2 separate regions of the Mus musculus genome follow, and region 2 is linked to region 1. A link is a loop called in an ENCODE intact Hi-C map of the cell type or tissue named here. Cell type or tissue: left cerebral cortex. All regions are shown on one strand. Each heading gives the region's core, and the rest is flanking DNA. Links, peaks and the distances in the headings are about the cores only.

Evidence for each region. A loop is a pair of places that touch in the nucleus more often than their neighbours do. Peaks named below come from ENCODE experiments on the same cell type or tissue, not always from the same donor. Only the 100,000 strongest peaks of a DNase experiment are listed, where the experiment ranks them.
Region 2: a loop joins it to region 1, with 2.3 times the contacts of the local background. A loop is called at or near these places in 5 of 42 quality-filtered maps.

Annotation. Positions count from the first base shown.
Region 1 is chr17:15,701,784-15,709,673 of GRCm38, forward strand. Chd1 (chromodomain helicase DNA binding protein 1) reads left to right here and starts at 3,184. Exons shown (of 36, transcript NM_007690.3): 1 at 3,184-3,529; 2 at 5,157-5,356. The coding sequence starts at 5,304. It overlaps 5830433I10Rik (a long non-coding RNA gene), which reads right to left and starts at 3,594. Exons shown (of 2, transcript XR_001782213.2): 1 at 2,531-3,594; 2 at 1-985. In left cerebral cortex, for the core only: a CTCF peak has its summit at 3,860; DNase peaks (open chromatin) are centred at 2,864, 3,117, 3,954 and 4,288; H3K4me3 peaks cover 2,809 bases; H3K27ac peaks cover 1,684 bases.
Region 2 is chr17:15,619,396-15,627,285 of GRCm38, forward strand. No RefSeq gene overlaps it. Among named protein-coding and RNA genes, the nearest start is that of 4933401D09Rik, 8.4 kb to the right of the region's middle. In left cerebral cortex, for the core only: a CTCF peak has its summit at 3,702 (motif pointing right); a DNase peak (open chromatin) is centred at 3,701.

The DNA of each region.
Region 1 (7,890 bases), core at 1,740-6,739:
TAAGCCAAAGTGCATATAACACATGAGTCATACAGAGTACAATAACTCAGTAACACTGGGTACTTGAGTTTGTTTTGTCTACCCTATGTTCACGTTTGACTGGGGATTTATGGGTAAGCACTGTGTCTTTTTGTTGTTGTTGTTGTTGTTGTTTGTTTTGTTTTGTTTTTTTGTTTGTTTGTTTGTTTTCGAGACAGGGTTTCTCTGTGTAGCCCTGGCTGTCCTGGAACTCACTCTGTAGACCAGGCTGGCCTCGAACTCAGAAATCCGCCTGCCTCTGCCTCCCGAGTGCTGGGATTAAAGGCGTGTGCCACCACACCAGGCTCAGCACTGTGTCTTATAGGGCATTTCTTTACCCCAGAAAAAGTTGTTCCTACAGAATATATGTCAATGCCTTATGGCTATAAAATAAAAAAAAGACTAACAGGAGCAATCTTAAGTCAGACTGTCTCTATATAAATATTAAGTAGGAGAAAGAATATATTTATCCCTATACTGGGATTCACAAAATTAAAGGAGAAAGAGCTACCATTTTCTATCTGGAACATATTTTACCATTCTGGAAGTGTTTCTCAGTATATCAGTTTAAGAATACCACGTGTGTGTGTGTGTGGGTGGGGGTGGTGGTGGTGGTGGTGTTTGTTTTCATATCACTATGATCAGGTCTCCAAGAAAATCAACTTATAGGAAAAAGATTTATTTTGGCTAATTGTTTTGGGGCCAGAGCTGAGATTACTCTTCCAAAGCACGGCCCCAAGTGATTCACTTCTTCTTCCACCGAGGCTCTACCTTCCACACTTCCATAGCATCAATCAAAATCTGAAGCCAGGCAAGGAGGAGCTGGAGGCCTAATCCTTTCATTTTCTCTGGAAAGGACCTCACTGACACATCCAGTTGTTCATTTTACACATCTCCTATATATTTCTCAATCCTATCAAGCTGACGACGAAGATTGGCCATCACAGACATCCACTGGCAGTCACTGCTAGTAGAATGTTTCAAGAGTTAAGGATTCACAAAGTAATGTGTTAGATTCTGTAAATGTCATACTCTCCCAAAGGTCTGTGAAGTGTTCCAGATGGAAATTGTACAGCAGCAAAATGAAATTCCCTCATAGTTGATGCTAACTTTCTAGATTTTCTGCTATTTACATGTTTATAATCACCCCTAGGCTGTTGTTTGATATACTAAGAAGAGATGTGAATGAGCCAGAGGAACGATTCAGTGAGGAAAGATACCAGCCAAGTCTTAAGATCTGAGTTCCAGCACTTGGATTTACATGGTGGCAGGGGAGAATCAAGCCCTGCAAGCTGGTTTCACTGCCTCACGTGGGCTGTGGCACACCCACAAACACTAACAAGAAACAAAACTTAATTTGAAAAATTGAAACAGAGTTTAGTCACTCAGCTGACAAGTATTTTTTTTTCGTTACTTTTAAGACTTGAACAGGACAGGGAACACCAGGACCCTGGAAACTCTGTCTAGAGAAACAAACAAATAACCCACAAACCTATGCTGAGAAACCTTGTCTCAAATGGAAAAGGAAAAAAAAAAAAAAAGACTTGAACATGCAAGATTGTTGCAATTTTTTATACATTGTATTTCTCTATATTCTCCAGTCTTTCTTCCTCCAGTGTTTCTAAGAGTTTACAGAGTACTGAAGTATATTATGATCTTATTCAAAACATAAAGCTCCAAGTTTAAATTTTCTTCCTTTCTTTTCTTTTCTTTTCTTTTCTTTTCTTTTCTTTTTTTCCTTTCCTTTCCTTTCCTTTCTCTTTCTTTCTTTCTTTCTTTCTTTCTTTCTTTCTTTCTTTCTTTCTTTCTTTCTTTCTTTTTTAGGTTTTTCGAGACAGGGTTTCTCTGTGTAGCCCTGGCTGTACTGGAACTCACTTTGTAGACCAGGCTGGCCTCGAACTCAGAAATCAGCCTGCCTCTGCCTCCCAAGTGCTTGGATCAAAGGTGTGCGCCACCACCGCCGGGCAAAGTTTAAATTTTCATTAGAAATTTCCCAAATAGCTTAAGAATCATTTGGAGATATTATGGCAGCCAAACTCATTTGACTTCGAAGGAGAGGTCTCTACAGAAAATGCAACTTCAAAAAGTAAGTTGAAAACTTTAAAAAGTTAGACCCACAAGGTGGGTACACCAGCAATTCCTTTACTACCACTCCGGAGGCTGAGGCAGGGAGATGGAGAAGTGGAAGACCAGCCTGGCTTTGTATACTGTCTTTAAAGAATCTTTTATTTGCAGGCCAGGTAATGAAATCAGAAAGAATTTTGATTTAAAAACAAGTAAGCAAACAAAGTTCCAAATCCTTGCAAAAACAGTCAGCCTTGTGGTGATGGCACACGCCTGCCTGTAATGCCTAAACTTCGAAGGATCACCCTGAGGCCACCCTGGGCTACATAATAAAACGCTCTTTCAAAACCAAAAAGCATAATAAAAACAAAATTGAAAACCGTACATAGATTGCTACATCACCACGCTTGAAGAGATTCTGCTTCGACATACTGAGGCCTGCGGATACAGTAATGACAGTAACTGTCAACTAAGCTGCAGCACCTTAGATCCAGTTACCAACGCCCCTCCAGTTCCGATTCCGCACGGCACCCTTCCACCCGCATTCCAGGGAGCGATCTAGGCAGGCACAGTTGTAAAAGTTCTTTTATGAACCAGGCATGGGCCACCCACACACGAATCAAGGAGCGTCCTGGGAGGTCAGCAGCTCGAACTCTATTTTCTCTCTTTCACTAAAGCCCCGCCCGGGAGGAGACTTAGTCGCTGGTCGCCCAGGCAAAGATCGCAGCGGGAGGCGACTAGGTTGCCCAATAGTTCTCTAGCTGCCCGGGTGACGCAGCAGCTCCGACCGGACTCCGGACACCCGGCGCGCGCGGCCGGCCCCCACCGCAGGCAGTCCTGGGCCCCCGCTCTGGATCCCTGCGCATCCGTGCCGTGACCAGAGCGCCCATCCCCGGGAGCCCCACGAACGCCAGGGGTAGCGCCGGTTACGAGTGCGAAGGCCGAGCCTGGGCTGGACTCGGTGGCTTTCCCCGAGGGGCGTGCACCACCTCGGCGCCCCGCCCCGCCCCGCCCCGCCCCCGCGCGTCGGCGGAAAGGCCGGGCGTGCGCGCCGCCGCCGCGCGCCGGGAAGGGGAGTGAACCGAGGCGGTGACGTCGCTCGGGAGGCGGAGGCGACAGCGACCTCGGCGGCGCCGCGCGGCGGAGACGGTTGCGCTCGATCGCGGTCTTGGCGTCATGGCGGCTGCCGGCGGCCGATAAGCGGCGGGGCGGGAGCGCGGACGGAGGAGGCGCCCTCGGTACTTCCCGCTCGGCCCGGGCGCCCGGAGATGAACTGATCGTCGGACCCGCTCCCCAGCTCCGCGCGTCTCCGCCCGCTGCCTCCCCTCCCCCTCTGCCGTCCGCGGCGCGGGTCCCGCGGCCTGGGCATCCAGGATCGCGGGCCCCCGCGCGGGGCATCCTCCGCCCGAGGCGCCGGCCCGCGCCACCCTTCGCCCTGTGCCCGCCGGTAAGGACGGGTCGGCGAGGCCGGGGAGGCCGGGAGCGGGCGAGGCCCGCGAGGCCCGGCGCGGCGCCGGGGGCGTGGGAGAGCGGCCCGGCGCATCCTCAGCGGCCTGGCGGCGCTGCCCGGCGCGCGGAGGGGACCAGCACGTGGGAGCGCGGGGCGGGTGGGGGGGAGGGGGCGGTGGCCGGGCGAGCCCGGGAGGGCGCGCGGCGGGGCTGCGGGAGCGGGAGGCGGGAAGGAGGCCGCGGCGCCCGGCTGCGGGGAGAAGGTGCAGCGGCCCCGCGCGGCGCCGCCCGGCAAACTTAGCCGGGAGCCCGGCAACTGCCAGGCGGGGAAGGAGGCTGCAGAGGGAGCCCTGGCCACTTCGGGGGCTCTTATTGTTGAGACGCGGGAGCGTCCGGAGTCCGGGCGCTCGGAGGAGAACTTAGGGCCGGACGGAGAAAGGAGGCGAGGCTGGAAAGGAAGTCCAGCGGACGGGGAAAGCCATCTTGAGGGGCGAGAGGAAGGTGAAAGGGAAAGCGCCTAGGCGAGTGAACTTTCTCAGCGCAGACTTTGCGGAGAGGAGGTGGAGGACTTCGGCCGGTTTCACCGGGGCTGGAATTAATAGTTAACGTTAGGAATTACTGTTGAGTGCTGTGGATCTTAGGTGACCTGTTCTCCCAGAGGTATGGAGACTGAGCTCTGCAGGTTGGAAATCCTGATCCAGGTGCAGAGTCGGCCCCCCGGGCGGAGGTGGCAGCAGCCTGTTTGGCCCCTCTGTTCTTTGGAGTGGAAATAATCAGTTAAGTCTCTGCTGGAGTCGGAGGACAACTCTGTTGCGTCCCGAGTGTGTCTTGGTGGTACTTTCTGGCTGGGGAAGGATCTGACGTCTCCTTCCCCCGCTTCTTCCTCTCCCTCCCCTGCCAGAGATCTCCTTTGTTTATTCGTGGTTGGCTTGTAGGTGACTCTAGTGCTCTGGCGGAAATCTTGAGAGGTGGAAATATTGTCTTGCTCCCCACCCCCGTCCCCGTCGTTTGCCTTGAAAATAAGATACAGTGTGTATTCTTTGTATTGCCTTTTTATGTTTTTTTTCAAGGCGTCTTAAGTACCTTACTGGGTATATAATTTTTTTTTCCACTCTACCATTGGTTTACCTGGTAAAAACTGTCTGTTTTGACGTTTGTAGTTTTGCTAAGATCATGATAACCTTTTATTACTCTCTTTTCCGAATGAACATTTAAAAACTTTCCTTAGCTGGATATGAAGTTCTTAGTAATAGGAGTTAGTGCTTCAGTAAACATAACCCTTACCCTCTCGTCGTTTGTTTGTCGAAGTTACCGAGTAGCATTTTCTCCTCTTTGGGAGTATGTATATGTTACTTTGTTTTAGGAATCTATATAAATAGTGCTACACAGTAGTAATTAGTCTGGAAAGTTTGTTGCTCTTCTGTCAAAACAGCACTAGCAGTGGCAGGCTAAGTCCTAGCAAGCAAGAATGCACTTAATAGATGCCTAGTTCTTGTACGTGAAAGGCGTCTGGGCCTTCGAGCCACCTCTAGTCTGATGGCCTAGGTCCATTTCTGGGAGTTCTAAGTCGGGCTTACATCTTTTCCTACAGCACATATTCTTAACTGCTAATCTATTTCCCGCAGGTGACACAGAGAGAGCCCCAGGAAACCCGTGAATGTTGAAGAAAATTCATCTTTGAAATTTTGATATTCGAGGAAATCTGCATTCATACTCATCTTTTATTAATCTGAGGGGATTTTTGTTTTATTTAAAACTTCTTGATATTTACAATGAATGGACACAGTGATGAAGAAAGTGTTAGAAATGGCAGCGGAGAATCAAGGTAAGCAAGTTCTTTAAACCAGCTGGTTACCTGAGACCTGAAACTGAGTGTTTTTATCAAATTGTCTTAGCTTGGCAAAAGTTAAAATGACTCTAATAGCAGTTTTGTTAACATTGCATATTATGTGTGTGTGTGTGTGTGTGTGTGTGTGTAAAGATAGCAAGATAGCAGGGACTATAGAAGGCTTTGATCTATTTAAATCTATTGGAGGGTTTATATTTTGAAGTAATTGAAGCTGAAACAGTAAAGAGACATTAAAATTGATTTGGCCATTAATGAACTGTCCAAATAAATGCAGTAAGAATTTCTGCACTCCTCTTTTTTTGGAGTTTTATGTCCTACACCTATGTTGTTCAGTTAGCTACTAGCCACATGCAACAGTTTAGATTACAAAACATTCAAAATTCTCTAAGTTACACCTGACATTTCAAATAGTATGTAAATGACATATGACACATGTCCACTATGTTGGACAGCACTATTGGGAACTATTTCTACCACTGTAGAAAACTTTAGATAAAATTGACGTGAATTCAGTTTATGTTTTTTTGTTTGTTTGTTTGTTTTTGTTTTTTTCGATTGTTATTTTTATATTGGTGTTTTAGAGTTCTTACTTGAACCATATTGTTTCTTAGAAATAAAGTTTATGGAAATAAAATGTTGGGCCATTTTATGTGTAAGACAGCCTTAGGATCTGTGGTAAAGCACTCACCGCTCTCCACAAAAATTCTCACCCCAAATTAAATGGAGCATTGAAATTATAGGCATTTATCAATTACTGCCTGCTCCAACGCCATTCAATTCTTTTATATTTTTAATAGTCTCCACATTACTGTTACAGTTCATTATTTATGTATACTTAACATAGAAATCAGCAAAGTAGGTGTTGGAGTCTGACTGCGCAGTCAATCCTGACTTTCAGTTACACACTGTGAATTGAGGTAAATTACTCTGTTGTTCTGATATTTGGTCTTGCAAAATGGAAATTACACTATTATTTACAAAACATAAGACATGTGAGATGCTGCCATGTCAGGCTTGAAATGGTTTCATGGACAATAGACATTGATGTCCCATGTAGGTGCTGGGATAGCTTACAAAAGCAGAGTAGTGACAACACAGAGAATTGAACATTGTAGTTACATAAGTATGGATCTAGAAGTTAAAAACCTGGGTTGAGCCTGGGAGTGGTGGTGTACACTTTTAATCCCTGCATTCGGGAGGTAGAGGCAGGTGAGTCTCTAAGCTGGAGGCCATCCTGGTCTACATAAGAGTTTCAGGATAGTCAGTACTACATAGAGAGACCCTGCCTCAAAAAACTAAGGGGTTGGAAGGGGGGGGGCGTTGTACAGGTATATGTGGTAAAATTTATAGAGTCAATGGAGTTGAAGTTAGAGGATTTGTGTATGTGTGTGTGTATGAGAGAGAGGTGGGGGGAGAGAAGGGGGGAGAGAGAGATATATTGATTGATTGATTAAGAGAGAGAATAAGAGATTTTTTTTATTTTGGGACAGAGTTTCATGATGTAGCCCTTGCTCACTTAATTCTCCTTATGTAGACCAGGCTAGCTATGAATTTACTGAGATCCACTTGGCTTTGGCCTCTGAGTGCTGGTCCACTTAAGAGGATGTTTACACTTCAATTTTGATTCCTATCTCTGTAGATACATTGTAGTAAGTGAATAGAAGAGTTACATGTTTAAGGTCTCATTCATTAGGAGAAACATAGGAATCAGGGTACCACAGACTCTTGACCAAATATCTACTTGCTTAAATCAGGGGATTACCTGCTTGTACAGTCTCAAAACTTAACCTATTTCAGTGTTGCTGCCATATCTAAACTTTTTTCTGTAGCAAGGCACATTGTATATTTCTTAGCCAACACAATCAAATTTGTTTAACTATTTCCGATGTTACTTTTATTTTTCCAACTTGGCATAGCTGGAATATTATTCCTCTAATTCATATATTATTCCTGTAATCCTAGGAAGGGAGGTGGGGGGTGAGAGGATTATATTTTTTTCTCAATTTATACTCATTTTAAGTGCTACCAAAGCATATTTCTGTAAGATTTGGAGTTAGTAATTCTGCCATCAGACACTGGCGCTTGTGAGTCTGACCGTTGAGGGGTCTGACTCCGTGTGCTGTGGAGTTGATTAGTTTCTGCTTGTTTGCCCTTCCCCTTCTTGCTGTTTTGTTGTCTTATTTCCTCTTCACCCTTTGTTTGTCACTGATAGTTCCTATCCTATCCTTTCTCCTAAATGCTTTCATTGTAAGGTTGTGCAAAGAAAGGAGTTGTGTCTAGTTAACTGAGGAGTTAAACCCTACAGATAGGATTTCTTATCAAAATACTGAAAGGTATCACAACTAAAAATATTAATGATGGAGAAATGAGAAAAACAGTCCACTTTTGAGGTTAGTATACATCGTAAATAGTTAAACAAATTTGATTGTGTTGGCTAAGAAATATACAATGTGTTTTGCTACAGAATTTCATTTTTATTTTGTGGACGCTTCTGAAATGTTACCATTTGT
Region 2 (7,890 bases), core at 1,416-6,415, 83 kb before region 1:
ACTGACAGTTGCGAGCTGCCTGCCATGTGGGTGTTGGGGGTTGCACCCCAGTCCTTTAGAAGAGCAACCTATGCTCTTAACCATCTCCCCAGCCCTTTGGATCATATTTCTAATTTATATTTATTTAGTTACCTTGTATGTGTATATGAAAGAGAGAAGGCATGCTTGCACATGGTATGACATCATGTGAATTCCGGAGGCCAATATCAAGCAGTCAGGCTTGGTAGCAGGTACCTTTACCTGCTGAGCCATCTTACCAGCCTCTATCACAGTATTTCTAATTATAAAATTCATATATCTGAAGAAAATCAGAGAAGAAACTCATACTTCTCTGATCCAAAGAGTAACAAGATTATATTATGTAGCATCCAAATTTCTAATATTTATTAAAAAGTCATAATCTGGGTATAGCATTATACCATGGCCGCATCCCAGCACTCAGAAGTCAGAGGGAAAAGATCGGGACAGGAAAAGACAAGCCTGGCTGTGTAGTAAAACCCTGTATCAACAAAACAAACGCAGCAAACAAACAACTCTATTTAAAAAAAAACAAAAAAGTCAAGCACTCTTTTCTCTCTGCTTCTTGAGTGTGCATGAAGTATGACCAGCTGCCACAGCTTCTTGCCACAATGGACTGTATCCCTGGAGTGAGAAGCCAAAATTAAGCCTTGTTTCCTTTCAAAGAAAACCCAGCACAATATATATTTTTTTCCTCGGTCTATTTTCCATGTACCAACATTTTATCTTCTCTCTCTCTCTCTCTCTCTCTCTCTCTCTCTCTCTCTCTCTCTCTCTCTCTCTCTCTCTCTCTCTCCTCCCCTCCCCTCCCTCTCTTTACATCCTTCCTGTCACCCTTCCCCTCCCTTGTCTTTCCTCTCTCTCTCTCTAGTTATGGTGTTGCATCTCTGTAATCCCAGCGGTCAGAAATCAAGGAAGACGGAACATACATGATATGTAGAATTCAAGCTATTCTATGTAGCCATAGAAAGGTCCAGCCATTCTAAAACAAACAACCAAACCACAAATATTTTTCCATGATCTGACTTTAGAGGAATCATAGTAAATAGGATTTTTTGTTTTTTAGTGGTTGTACAGTTTTCATCTTGTGCCTCTCTTTAGAGGTAAGGCAACAGAGAAAATTTATGAACAACAAAGGAATGTCAAGTTTGTCTTTTTTTATATATATACATTAAAGCAATTTTTGTCAAATGTCTATTTGCCTCTGACATCGCACCAAGAGTGTTTGTCACCATTGTAAAAGCTAAATCAGTTAAAGGATGTTTTCTGTAAACTGGATTATGACTGACAGGCCCGTGTGTTTTACAAGCACAGAAAGGAATTCTGGGAATGGCAGTCACCTCTTGAGCAACACTAAAATTCTGGAGGGCAAGTGGGAAGGGTAATGAAGTCTAAATTAAGATTGCCTAGAGCTAGCCCAGATCTATTGCAGAAACCAACCTGGTCATAAAACTCAGTAGAGATAAGACTTATCCCTGGAAATCCCAGATAAGTAAATTAAGGGATAGGCTTAGTGTCTGCCTGTTTGATAACGTCCTCCACAATGTTCACATTTGAGCAACCTTGCATGCCATGACCTCTCCAGTGGAAGCATCCTTGCTTCACAGTGCCACAACTATCAGTAAGACTTTGTCAAAGATGAAGGTCTACAGTAAGCCTTCAGGTTACCCTGACAGACAGGGGATGCTACCTGAGATTGCAGACCTGGTTGCCTGTGAGAGGAGCCTTGTTGCTAAGAATGTAATTATCACTGCTACAGAGACACAAGCAGGAAGGTCACGGGGCAGACTTAGGCTCACAGGAAATTCTTTCTTGTGCAATACTCTACATAGTGAAACATCTTCTCAAAACACCAAAGGGGAAAGAGGGAAGCAGAAAAGAAAAATCACTCTTAACAACCAGGGCACGCACGGTACAGAAGGAAAGCTAATTTTGAGGAGATTAATGTTGGGAGTTTAGGTGAGAAATTAATAAAGCCTAAATGGGGATGGGGAGAGCTTACGGGGAGATTCCAAATTTGAGGCCAGACTGGGCAATTCCGTGAAGCTGTCTTAAAATCTAAAAGTTCTCAGGATGGGGCCAAACAAGGTGGCTCAGTTGATAAGAGAGCTTGCTGCTAAGCCCAACCACCCAAGTTTGATTCTCAGAACCCATATGGTGGAAGGAGAAAATTTACCTCTGACTTTCACAGGTGTGCCAAAACACATGTGCAATTATACACACACATACACGCACACACACACACACATAAATAAATAAATAAATACATACATACACACACACAAATAAATAAATAAATACATACATACATACATACACACACACACATACACACACCACACACACACAAACACACATACACACACACACAAGGTTCTGGTTCAAATTTAGTATCCCAAAGTGTGGGGCAGTTGGTTACAAGCACAGGAGAGCCAGGCTTATCTGGAAAATAGTTGCTGCAAGGGGCAGTGACTGGATACATTTTACGGCTAAGTGTGAACAATCCAGGAAGATTTTCGGAGAAGTGGATTGGGTGACTAAATAAGAGATACGGCATTTATTAAGATATGTTTAAGCAGATGAGCAGGGTAAGGAAAAAGGAGGAGGTTCACTTTTATAAGCACTGAGTTTACTGAATGAAGTATAAAATTCTACCTAAGGCCCAGGATTGTCAGCCAGTGTAACTTACGATGTAACAGTGACAGAATTCGAAGCCATGCATCTCAGAAGAAACTCAGGGTCCCAAGAAAGCCAACATTGTTCAAACACACCTCTACTCTCAGCACTAGGTAGGAGAAGGCAGGATGATCAGGAATTCATGGTCAACCTCAGCTACGTAGTGGGCTCTAAACTAGACTAGCCATAAGAGAATAACAACAACAACAAATCAGACTAAATAAAAGATAGAAAGTGTGTGTGTGTTTGACTTAGAAAACTCATTACATAGACAGGAAATGAAATTATATCTTATCTATAGGCTGAGAAAGTAGGCTTGAGTTAGTGGCCCCTTTCACCAGGAAACACAGGGGCAGTGAATACTCTAACAAGAAAGAAATAGGACTGAGTGTGGTTTATCTCCATGCTGTTAGCTTCTCAACGAAATGGGCAGACCAGTTCTTGGTTGAGTGTGAGAAGAGTTCATAATGGGCAGAAGCTTTGAGAACAGAGGAAATGGTTTGAAACATCTCCTATCAGTTGATCATCACCCACAGAGAGTAACCAAGAACCTCACCTGTACAGAAAGCAACTATTTAGTTGGATCAATTGCATAGCTATGTGATGTTTCTTTGGAAACTCTGAGCTGCCCAGCTGCAGGGGTCAGGACAGCTCCACTCAGAGTTGAGAGTAGCGTTAAAAACATAAGGAGAGGACACCAGCATCTGGAGTTGCACAGGGTAAAATGGAACACAGAAAGGGACTTACAGATTAAGAGAACATGGAGGATTCAGAACTTCTGGGTCATGGGGGTCGAAGTACAAGCACAGTTCAAGTAAGGACAAGAAGGTCACTAAAACCAAGTATATAGAAAGGCAGATGTGCTGATTAGACTTCTGCATCTCTGGAGGTAGAGGATGCTCTTGTCTCTGCCATCCTTCTCTTCTGCTGGTCTGCCAATCATTCTTGGGGCCTTAGAAAGACTTTCTGTGATTTTTGTTTCCTGAGCTGATAACCACTTGGTGGAGCTCTTGCAGAAAGAACGCAGCCAGTGGCTTAAGTAAAATAAGGCCCCTGCAGAGCAGATGCTGTACATTCCTGGAGTTTATTTTAGCCTATTCTAATAGGTAGAGGACTTACTGCATGCGACTTCTTCCCATTGTAATGAGCTACACTTTCCTTATTGCTTCCAGTAGAATGACAGCTGAGTGGATACCAGGGCTTTAACAACCAAGACTTTGGAAGTTTCTTCGATCTTAACACAATGACTGTTCCTCTATCACCAATCCCCCCAAATTGTTTCTTGCCAATTCTCCACTAGCCATAGAAATATCTTTAAGAGAGGATCACCTGAAGAGAGCAAAATTAAATCACTGCTCCTTCAAGTTTAGCCTGTGAATATTACCTTTATTCTATATTTCCTCACAAGTTTAAAAAAAAAACAGTAAGTCTACTGCCCAACTCTATTTCTTTACAATCCTGACTCTGAAGTGGTATTTAAATTGTCTACTAGAGTTTACTCTGTAGCAGCCACGTATTAAAACTGTAAGGTCAGTAATTACCAGTAATAAGAGTAACATTATCTGCTGTAACTTCTGACTCTGATCAGGCTACTTTACTTATTAGGATAATGTTTAGTGTTCATGTGTTATTAGGTACTTACTCTCTTATCCTTGGCAGAGGACTTCAAATAAGTCTTTATCACTACAAGAAGCAAGTGTGTCTAAACTGCTTTGTGTTCCTCTCTACAACTGATCAACCACAAGATCTCTTTGGAAATTTCATCATGGTTTCTGACCAGCTGCACATACTTTCAAATGTGGTGTAAGAAAAACAAGAAAACCTAGTAAATTACTTTGTTTGAAAACAGTTGTGATGGTTTGTATATTCTTGGACCAGGGAATGGCACCATTTGGAGGTGTGGCCTTGTTGGAATAGGTGTGACCTGGTTGGAATAGGTGTGTCACTGTGGATGTGGGCTTAATACTCTCACCCTTGGAGCCTAAAAGTCAGTCTTCCTCTAGCAGCCTTTGGATGAAGATGAAGAACTCTCAGCTCTGCCTGGGCCAGGCTTGCCTGGATACTGCCGTGCTCCCACCTTGATGATAATGGACTGAACCTTGAACCTGTAAGCCAGCCCCAATTAAATGTTGTTTTTGTTTGTTTGTTTGTTTTTTTAATAAGACTTGCCTTGGTCATGGTGTCTGTTCACAGCAGTAAAATCCTGACTAATACAACAGTATTGTGGTTTTATTTTTTTAACTTTACACATCCTTTCCGTATATATAATAGCTTCCAATTTTGTGTTTTTAGGGGATTCTTGTGGGTACAAACATTCATGTTTCTGCATCTACATGTATACCTCATGCTCTTTCTTTGGCTCTTTTTCTTCTGATAGTTTGTTTATATCTTATCTTAAGGGAAATTGCTCTGTAATTGTTTTATGTTGAGTCTTTATATGGATTGGGCATCATGATACCTGTGGCCTCATAAAGTGACTTTGGTAATGTTCCTTTTGTTTCTATTTTGTGGGATAATTTGAGGAGTATTGGCATTAACTCTTCTTTGAAAGTCTGGTAGAATTCTGTGCAAAAACTATCTGCCCCTGATTTTTTTTTTAAATCAAAGAACCAACCCTTTGTTTTATTGGTTGTTTGTATTTTTTGTTGTTTCTAGTTTATTGATATTGGCTCTGAGTTTGATTATTCCTTGCTGTCTATTCTCTTTGGTGTCTTTTTCTTTGTGTTCTAGAGCTTCCAAGTGTGTGATATTGTTACTAATATGAGAACTCTGGTATTTTTTAAATCTAGACAACTAACTAGTCCTATAAACTAGCATCTAAGAGCCACCTTCATTTTGTCTCATAAGTTTGGATATGTTATGTATTCATTATCATTCAATTCTAGAAAGTTTTAAATTTCTTTTAAAGTTTTGTCCTGATCCATCTTCATTCAATAGAGAATTGTTCAGTTTCCATGAGTTTGTAAGCTTTCTGTTGTTTCTCTTTTTATTGATAATCAGCTTCAACCCAAGGTGTTCTGATAGATATAACAGGCTATTTCTCTCCCAGCCCCAAATTCCTGAAATAATTACTTTGAAACTGAAATATATTTACAAATAACTAGGCCATGAGCCTTAGGTATTTCCCATTAAGAGTATAACTGAATATCTTATTTATTCTAATCTAAGTTCTGCCACATGGCTGGTTACCTCTGCTCAGATACCATGCATCTGTCTTCCTCATATCTTCCCCAACAACTCTTCTCATACCTGGATCTATCCCAGAATCCTCTCTGCCAAATGTCCCTACTTCTAATCTACCCTTTTCTATAGGTCAAAGTTTTTTTAGTGGACACATAATACATTCATATTCTCCCTACAATTCCCCCTTTCAGTCCAATAAAAACGCTCTTTTTTCATGCAATAATAACAATTATGAAAACTATTAGGTAAGATTTACATTCACAATGTCTAGTACACCTGAATTTGGAAACTCTGGATAAAGTACTCTATTATCTATCTTAACTTGGTGAATTTAAAGCTTTCTACTTTCTTAGACTTAAAAACATCTTCTTAAATCCTAAGCAACTTAGGCTTAATTGTGAGACTATAACTACCTAGTCTTCAACCCCATCAGAGACTTGAGAAGGAGTAAATATTACCTGAGTATACAGGAAGTGCAGGGAAGCAGCTTCTAAAATAACAGAGGAATTGTACAGTCCCCCACATTTGTTGCGATAATGTTGGAGCATCTATCTTCAGCCTTTTGGCCCATAATATCTGACAGACCTATTTTTAGAACAGGATTTATGAAGAGCTAGCCTACTTTGTCCTTGCAAAGCTTAGCAGTAAGACTTTATTATACTAAGTTTGTCCAGTTTCACCAGCATTTTGTCTGCAGTTGAAGCAAGGGCAGTTTTTTTGCCCAGTGACAGGCTGCCACAATTGAAACAACCTCCAAAAGGAGGTTCTCTGATGCTCATCATCTTCTCTGAAGAGGAATAGGAGTTACTTTTAGAAGCAAACCTATTTCATTGCCCCAAAAAGGTTTAAATTAATAAAATATCTTTAAATGCCATATTTTGTAAGTCTCTGAGGTTTCTGAAGACGATCTATCTATTCATAACATATCTGAATAGGCAAACTTTCCTTATTTTTTAGTTATTATTATCTGATTAACCTTGAAAATATCTACAGGAGACTAAGTACAATTTATTTTGTAAATAACCAAACTAGTACCTACAAGACAATACCTCTGATTGACTATTAACTTGTATTACTTAATTATCCTAAACATTTGTAATAGCAACTTTGGAAAGAACTAAAACTTTACACTTACATTTTTAAAAATCATCTAGGTACAATACTTCCAATAGGAATTGAAAACATATATACATAGTATATTATAACAAAAATAACCTTAATATTTGTACCACTATCAAAAGGTCTATTCCAATGTAAGATTATTGGTTATAGAATGTCTTTTGGTTTAAGAGTAGATCCAATAATCTACCCCTTTTCCCTAAAGTATGCCTATAGCCCCTCTTTCTTTTCTTTTCAACCCCTCTCCTCTACATAAGAGAGAAAGACAGATAGAGAAAAGAAAAGGAAAGAGAGAAATCCCCGAGTCTAAATTCCTATATCTTGTTTTCTTCCTGATCTAGACCATTTAGTAACTTGTAACCAACTCCTTTAATGGCAACAAACACTCATAGCTCATTAATGACAAAAATCATTCCCCTTGCCTTTTGGGAATGGGGCACTGTTCTCTTAAAACCGTTTCCTGTTGATTTTAGACATAGAATTTTTAAATTTTGTTTGTTTTTGTTGTTGTTTATGGGGGAGGGTTGGAGGCAAAAAAATTTGGGAAAATGATTAAGTCTTAAGAAATCCAGTAGCTGGGCAGTGGTGGCGCACACCTTTAATCCCAGCACTTGGGAGGCAGAGGCAGGAAGATTTCTGAGTTCAAGGCCAGCCTGGTCTACAGAGTGAGTTCCAGGACAGCCAGGGCTACACAGAGAAACCCTGTCTCAAAAAAACAAAAACAAACAAACAAAAACAAAACAAAACAAAAAAAGAAATCTAGCTTAAGCATTTGTTGTCCAGTCTGTATGTGTTAAAAAAATTCAGGGTTTAACTGAAGTCCTGACTGGAACAGTCTGTAATGCCAGACCAATTAAGCTAGCTGCTTTGAGTTTGTCCTGGAAGCAAGTCTTT